Regions from separate parts of the Homo sapiens genome. Here all the other regions are linked to region 3. The links are chromatin loops, found by intact Hi-C in ENCODE. Cell type or tissue: heart right ventricle. All regions are shown on one strand.

Region 1 (2,500 bases), 290 kb before region 3:
AATCATAATGCGATGTGGTAATACATGCTAGGACTGTAAGAGAATTACTGAATGCTGCAGGAAGTCAGAGAAGACTTTTTGGAAGATGCCATGTCTCAATTGGGACCTTTAGAATATTTTTCAGGCATAAAGAGAAACATCTTTAAAGATCTGGAAGAAAGAGAGGGCATAGCACATCCCAGAATGTAGAGTAAGGATGCAGAGTAGAGAGCTGGGTTAGAAACTTAACTGCATAATACAACCTCTGATCCCTACCAGCTGGGAAAATCCACTTAGCCATGTACGGAGCTTCTTCCAGGTACTGAGCTCTGAGTTAGGTATTGTCAGGATCCCCAAGATGGGTCAGACAGGACTGCTGTCTTCAATGAGCTCTGCCCATTACCCATATGTCTGAGGAGAAACACATTTCCACCCTTTCTGGAGCTCTACAGGGAGGGACTGCTCTTTGCTAGAATGATCTTACCTGCCTCCAACACCTGTCCATTAAAGCAAGCCCTGAACAAGAGGCCGACATCCACAAGTTAGAGATGTTGTGCTTTGAATACTACCAGCTGGTTGTTGCAACCTCCTAGTGAGTGACTTACACCCAGTCCTCCCTCCTTGTTCTTCTGTGATTAAAGACCCTAAAGGCTTAACAGGCATGGCTGGGCTAAATGTTCCAGTTGACATTATTTGCCACCAGGACCTTCCTCTTTTGCTTCCGACTTTTTTTCCAATTGTGCAGAAAATTGTTCTTCATTCTTTCCAATCTGTCCACATCCTTTTTCCTCCACTTACATTTCAAAATAAGGTGTACCTCTTCCAGGAAGGTTGCCCTTGTTAATTCTACCCATCATCCTGGAGTGGCCAATGGCCTCTATCCCAGAATAATTGTTGTATTTTTTGTATGATGCATTCAGTCATTTGTGTAGTTTCATTTTGCAGTTTCCTCAGTGGAAGTTGTATTTTCACCTTTGCTGCCGCTTATGCAGTTTTGAGACCCGTACACCAGGTGGTGGTAGTTTCCTCATGCTCTGATTGTACATTCTGAATAATTTGCAGAGGAGGAAAATGGAAGGGGTGAGCTAATTTTTAATCAAGTATCTTTCATGTGCCAGGCCTCTGCACAATGTTTGATTTAATCATCAGAAATAATCTATATGAGGCAGATATTGTTTTCATTTTAAAGTTAAGGAAACTAGGTTTTGAGGGGGAAGTAAAGTAACTTCCCCAAACTCACCATCCTTCATGGTGAAGATGGAATTGGTATCAGGTCTGGGCCCTCCAGCTTTGGTTTTAAGACGAATACATGTATGTCTTTTCTATGTGGTTATACAAACAATAATGAAGTCAATCACCATTGCAGAGCAACTGTTCTAACAACACCTCAGGTATAATTTGGTATCTTCTTCACTAATTCTTGAATTGTGATAATCCAAGTATTTGTAGGTGGGCAGAAAAACTGACATGAACAGTCCTTCTTGGAAGAGGAAGAAAAATAAAAGCCTTTAAAGCATCTTATATCCCGAAAGTATGTTTCCCTGCAACCACATTCTCTGTAATTTCTAATTTGCCATTTGCTTTACTTTGAGGAAGGAATTCCCTCTCCCAATGAGTTGAGAGCTGGGAGACTTGGGTTCTAGACCCAAGTAACTGAGTATATTCCTTGAAGTATGTCTCTTCTTTCCTCTGGGTTTCAACTCCCCATTTGTGAAATACGGAGGTTTTAATAACACCATTGCAACCCTCTTCTGTATCTGGTTGATTATTTGGCTGTTGTATGGCCACCACTTAACTCACTCAAAAATATGAAGACATGGCACCACCAGGCACTGCCTCTTCTGGGGTTGGTTCATGTCGTACTTCAATAATCAAAATAATCAAGCTTCCTCTAAAAGAATTTGTTTCACAACTGATGATAATTTTCTGGATATCCTACCCAAGTCCCCCTCCCCCAGTTTTGGCACTTTGTTTCCATGATCAAATTGTGTCACTTCTCTGGTGAATACCTTCTTTGTGTTTTTGGTCATTCTCAGACCAGGGAGAGTATGTATGTATGCATTTGTTCATTCATTCATTCATTCAGTCTTTACAGTTATGTTCTCTATCTTGCAGCAGGAATGTCTGCAATTCTCATTTTTTCCCTGTCATTTGACTATGAGTTCCTATCCTCTGGCTTTTTTGGTAGGGATTCTTGAACATACCAAAGGGGTTAACTGCCTCAATGAAGCATCACACTGGCCATATACCAGCCTCTGTGCCAGGTGCTGTGGGAATTAGATGTGGTTTTTTGCTTTCCAGGGGCTCAGAGCACAGTGGAGAAGAGAGATGAGCAGACAGCTGATCATAGCACACCAGTGAATGCCACAACATGTGGGGGTTGTGTAGTGACTGTGTGCCTCAGGGACACTAGTCAGAGCTGCAGTGAAATCTGCTTGGCCTGTGGAGAAGCAGAAAGGACGACGGTGGCTTCAGGGAGGCGACATGGGCGCTGGGCCTCAGAGGATACGAGGTACTGCTG
Region 2 (2,500 bases), 230 kb after region 3:
AGGCGGGCAAATCACGAGGTCAGAGATCGAGACCATCCTATCCTGGCTAACATGGTGAAACCCCGTCTCTACTAAAAATACAAAAATTAGCTGGGCATGGTGGCGGACGCCTGTAGTCCCAGCTACTCGGGAGGCTGAGGCAGGAGGATGGCGTGAACCCGGGAGGTGGAGCTTGCAGTGAGCCAAGATCGCGCCACTGCACTCCAGCCTGGGCGACAGAGCAAGACTCTGTCTCAAAAAAAAAAAAAAAAAAAAAAGAAAAAAGAAAAGAAAAAACAAAAAACACAAAATTTGGGAACAAACTGAGCTTTAGTAAGCATTGTCTATAAATATTTGAGGGAACAGAAATGAGAAGCCAACATTGGTGAGAGCACCACCCAATAAAGAGCTTGATAGATATAGTCACCGGAGAAACTTATTTTAATGTTTCAAAGGTATCAAAACAATAAATGAAACCAAATAAAACTTAAAAATAACAACCAAAAGGAAAGTCTTCAGTCTCCACGCAGTGCTTTGATGTAATATATTTATGTTTTCTTCCTCCTCAGGCCTCACTAAAATAGTTGCATAGGATGGTACAGTTCTTTCTCTTAAAGTACTTCTGTACTAGGTAATTTTTTTAAGTCTCTTCTATATATAATTTATTTAAAGATATAAAGGGCCTCTAGGGCTCTCAGGGACCTCCATGTTTTGGCAAGGAAGAGAATGAAAACAGAAGGTTCCTAAAATTATGGAAACTATTTTTTGGGTAACTTAAAGCAAAACAAAACAAATGAACAACAAACAAAAGTAGAGAGATATAAAAGATATCCCTGAAACTGTTTAATCTGGTGACCTTTCTTTACAGACCAAAAGAGCACTTCTTTTCTAAGATTGACATAAATGCATAAATTGTGCATCCTAAACCTTACTGGAGTTATCTAATTCTACTATAATGTCACTTCCAATTATGGGACAAAAAAAGTCAAATCTTATTCTTGCACTTCCTGGTAGAGATATTTTTCACCTGTATCAGGGCCTAGAATTGAAACTGGAAAATAAGCTACAATAGAAACTGAACTATGAAATTGAACTACAGAGTACAGAAGCCAGCTCAGAATACAATTCGTCTGTTTTTACCAAAAACCATGTTCCTGGGAACATACACCTGTTTGCATGCTAAGAATCTTGAAATTTAAAAAAAAAGCATGATAAAATTTAGGAAGAGGACAATTTTTTTTTCACCATTCCCCAAATCTATTGGCCATTTACTCCCCCAATTAGTTTTTCCAAACAACTTTAGAAGATCAACACAAGGTTCAATTGATTATCCTACTTAGATAAGGAATTGTAAATTATTAAGTTTGGCTTTGAGACTTCACTTTACATTTGCACATTTATACTTACATATATACCCATATCTAAAAAATTGCTTTCATTTTTAAAATAATCCCACAGTCAAGTAGTACACCATCATCCAAGCAAGACTGCTTGTGTGAAGATAGACACCTGGTGGTCAATATGTAGAACTGCAGCTCAGGAAAGACCTAGATTTCTTTGAGGTTGTCTCTTGTTTTTTCCCCATTTCCCACTGCTTTCTGGGTACAGATTGCTGTTGATGGTGGACATACTGCAGCTGTGTGTGAGTGAGTCTCAAGTTCAAGTCAAGAGATTTCCAGAACAGTTACATCAACTCCATGAAAGCTTCAGGTCACAAGTTTTCTGAATTATTTGGAGAGCCAACCAATGTAGCATGCTAAGAATTTTTAAAAGTTACTAAAATCTCTTAAGCAAGAAGTTGAACAGGAGCCTCAGTGTTTGGGAGTAAGGGTTAATCTCCACCTACAAATTTCTGCATTTCCTCTGTCAGGATAATAAGCTTCTGTTTCCTTTGGGGAAGAAAAAAGAAGTGTCGATTCCTTTGTCACCACAAAAGCAAGCATTTTGAGCTTTTAAATATGGCCCTGCCCCTGAACCGACCCTGCCTCGTGTCTAAGTGCTTTTCTCCAAATTGAACCTCACAAGACAAAAATACATAACTTAAAGAAATGGCAAGCTAAAATCTCTCTATTTTTTTGTTACTCCTGGCTATTAATTTTATTCTCTTCAATTTTTAAGTCTTGAGATAAGCTTCTGGAAGCAGATACAGAATAGTTTCTAACTTTCTCAGAGTACACTTGGTTTTAGACAGGGAGTGGAATCATAGCATGGGTTCTCACTCTACTTGCATCGGTAAAGGAGGAGGAAAGACATGCATCAGAAGGACAAATGTGTGAGTTGGCTCTATGTCTGATGAAGTGACACACTACAGTGCCGGAGATGCCCTGATTTCCCATTAAGCTACTACAGAGAAAGGCATAGCTTAGTCGCATGGGCTGAATTCCTTATGGTACAATTATAGGCACAGTCACACCTGAAATGACCAGACATCGTGGTCAGAATGCCCTTTGCTTAACTTCTATTGGGCCTTTGCTCTGTGCCAGCCACTGTGCACAGGCTGCCCCAAATCATGCCACAAGCC
Region 3 (2,500 bases):
CTGGGCTGCTCAGGATTAGACTAGAGTGAAGAAAACTGGATTGTATTTAGATTTTTCTGATATATTTGAAAGCTGAAAAGAAAGTATAGGAAATAAATACTTTTTTTTCATTTAAGATTTTAAAAGGAATTTAAGTGCTTGTTAAAAAAAAAGTTGCCTCTTGACTGTCGGTAATCTTTTCGGCAGACATAGAAAGGGAAACCTTTATACCTTTGTATTTTTAGTTCCTAACAAAGGACAACTGTGCATGAATGGGGAGAACATTAACCCCCACTTGCCCTCAAATGTAACCTGTGATCACATTGTGCCAACTACACCAGTGAGCACCAACAAATATAGTTATTAATTGAGGTTTCTCAAACATCTGGACTTTTGGCACCCAGAACCAAAATAGCTGGACATTTGTTTGAATTCTCTACTTGTTTTCCAAGCTTGACATTGAGTCAGAATAATAGCAGTTATAGACTACTTCCTATATGCCAGAGTCAGGCTAAATGTTTTACCTGTATTAGCTTGTTTAACCTTCACAACCATCAAATGAGTCCTAAAGTATGAATGATTCCTTTTAGAGATGAGGGTACTGAGGCTCAGAGAAGGAAGCACAGAGCTGATATGAGAACACTGTCTGTCTGATTATAAACCCTGAACTGAGAGTGTTTCATTTTGGCAAAATGACTACAGAGGGCAACAAATGATATAAATCCAATTTGTAGCTACCCTACTAAAAGAAAGAGTGACTGTACAATATCTGAGTTAATAACATTACTCAGTAGTATCACCATTGTTAGCAAATTTGATAATTTGGGGAAAATTTTTCCTTCTCTTGAATTACTCTGATGCATTCAAATTCACCTGATAATTGTGTATTACATGTATTACCCTTTGAGTATTAAAACAACTGAAAATACCTGCATCTTTGTCAGATTAAATAATTTAGAAAATGAAAAAATACACAAAAACAAATTAAATAAACATAAGACTCAATCCCTGGGTTAAAGATGAATATTGCAGTTTTCTTTACTAGTTAGTGGCTAGAGTTTTAACTAGGTAACCTTGAGCAAGTTACTTAATCTCTTAAGCCTCAGTTTTCTCATCTTTAAAACACAAATGATAACAAAACCTACTTTAGCCTACTTTGCTAAAGGATGGAATAAAAAAATGCATGTAAAGTGCTTAACACAGTGCCTGGCTTATAGCATGGTTTCAAAACATAGTTAATTATCTGTCATAACTTAAGCTGGTACCATGGGAGAACTGGAATTCAGAAGTACACCTGAGGTCTACTCCCACCAATGGGGTGGGGGGCTGGGGTGGGTCACTGGAGAGCAGAGAAACCTCATGCAACTTTCACCCTTTCTCCTTGTTTCTGGATCTTCAGTCGCAGAAGTAAGCCAGCTTCACTTCCTCTGTTACTACTGCCCCCTGCTGGCTGGGGAGGGAAAGATGCGATGGCAGAGCTGAAATTGTTTGCTTTCCTTTCTCTGCTTCTCACACTTCTCTGTGCCAGGTCTTCAGGTTTCTTTAAATATTAAAGCTGACTAACCCTAGCCTCCTGTAAAAGGATGTGAGAGCATGAATATGATCACTCTCTCTTTAGTACTGTAAAATTTTATGGTTATGTAGAAATTCAATGTTAAAAAAACCCCAACAACTCTATGATGAAATTTCTCTGGATAAATAATTAGTTATGCCCAGAGACACATTGTGGGGGCAGTGCATTTTTTGACCTTTCAACATAGACAGATGGTTTACGCATCTTCAGCATTCAGAGTTTTCTGAGGAGCATTATATAATCTCAGTGTGGTCACCAAATGAAATAAGAAATTCCTCATTTGGCAGATGGAGCTTGCGTATCGAGTTCATAAACTTTAATACTTCTCCCAAGTCCAAAATCAGAGACAACCTGCTCCCAAGTCAGTTTCCCATTTGCACTTAATTAGGGAGTGTGTTTTGGAGGTCAGTGAAAACCAGTGGAGTATGTTTTCATAATAACTTCCCTCACAATAAAATTATTTGGGAGGCAGCTATCCAACTTTTTCTGGAATGAGGGCAAGAAAAATGGGGACACAAAGTGAAGTTATTGGATACCTTATCTGGAACTGCCCAAAATGTTGACTGAGATCCAAAGAACACACAGTACCTTCTGGATCAGGGAAAAGGAGCCAAATGTTTTTATAGTCCCAACAATTTTCTTAACTACAATTTTGCTTCATTTCTAACAACGAAGTGAAGTACTTTTAAGGATTCCAAATACTAGAGAACAAAAGCCTTCTCAGAGTTGTAATCATGTCATACAGAAATAGAGACAGTAAGTATCCTGGTTAAGGAAAATGTGAATATGTGGATGAACAAAAGTGACTGGTAGTTAGGACAGGTAGCCAGACTGTCACTTACTGGCTGGATGCTTTTGTGTATTTGGGTTTAACAAAGATAACATGGTGAGTCCCAAACATGTTGCACCTCACTTTATAAAGTGTGATATCACTGTAGCTGTAGGAAA

The links. Peaks named below come from ENCODE experiments on the same cell type or tissue, not always from the same donor. Only the 100,000 strongest peaks of a DNase experiment are listed, where the experiment ranks them.
Region 1: it touches region 3 in a loop (2.9-fold over the local background); 40 of 110 quality-filtered maps call a loop at or near these places.
Region 2: a loop joins it to region 3, with 4 times the contacts of the local background. A loop is called at or near these places in 24 of 110 quality-filtered maps.

Annotation. Positions count from the first base shown.
Region 1 is chr1:220,907,923-220,910,422 of GRCh38, forward strand. No RefSeq gene overlaps it. Among named protein-coding and RNA genes, the nearest start is that of HLX-AS1, 29 kb to the left of the region's middle. In heart right ventricle, a CTCF peak has its summit at 985 (motif pointing right); no DNase peak of the experiment used is centred here.
Region 2 is chr1:221,434,120-221,436,619 of GRCh38, forward strand. The region is part of intron 3 of LOC105372932 (a long non-coding RNA gene); the gene reads left to right. Among named protein-coding and RNA genes, the nearest start is that of LINC02817, 99 kb to the left of the region's middle. In heart right ventricle, CTCF peaks have their summits at 1,488 (motif pointing left) and 1,692; no DNase peak of the experiment used is centred here; H3K27ac peaks cover 363 bases.
Region 3 is chr1:221,202,229-221,204,728 of GRCh38, forward strand. No RefSeq gene overlaps it. Among named protein-coding and RNA genes, the nearest start is that of LINC02817, 130 kb to the right of the region's middle. In heart right ventricle, CTCF peaks have their summits at 1,430 (motif pointing left) and 1,633; a DNase peak (open chromatin) is centred at 1,413; H3K27ac peaks cover 2,037 bases.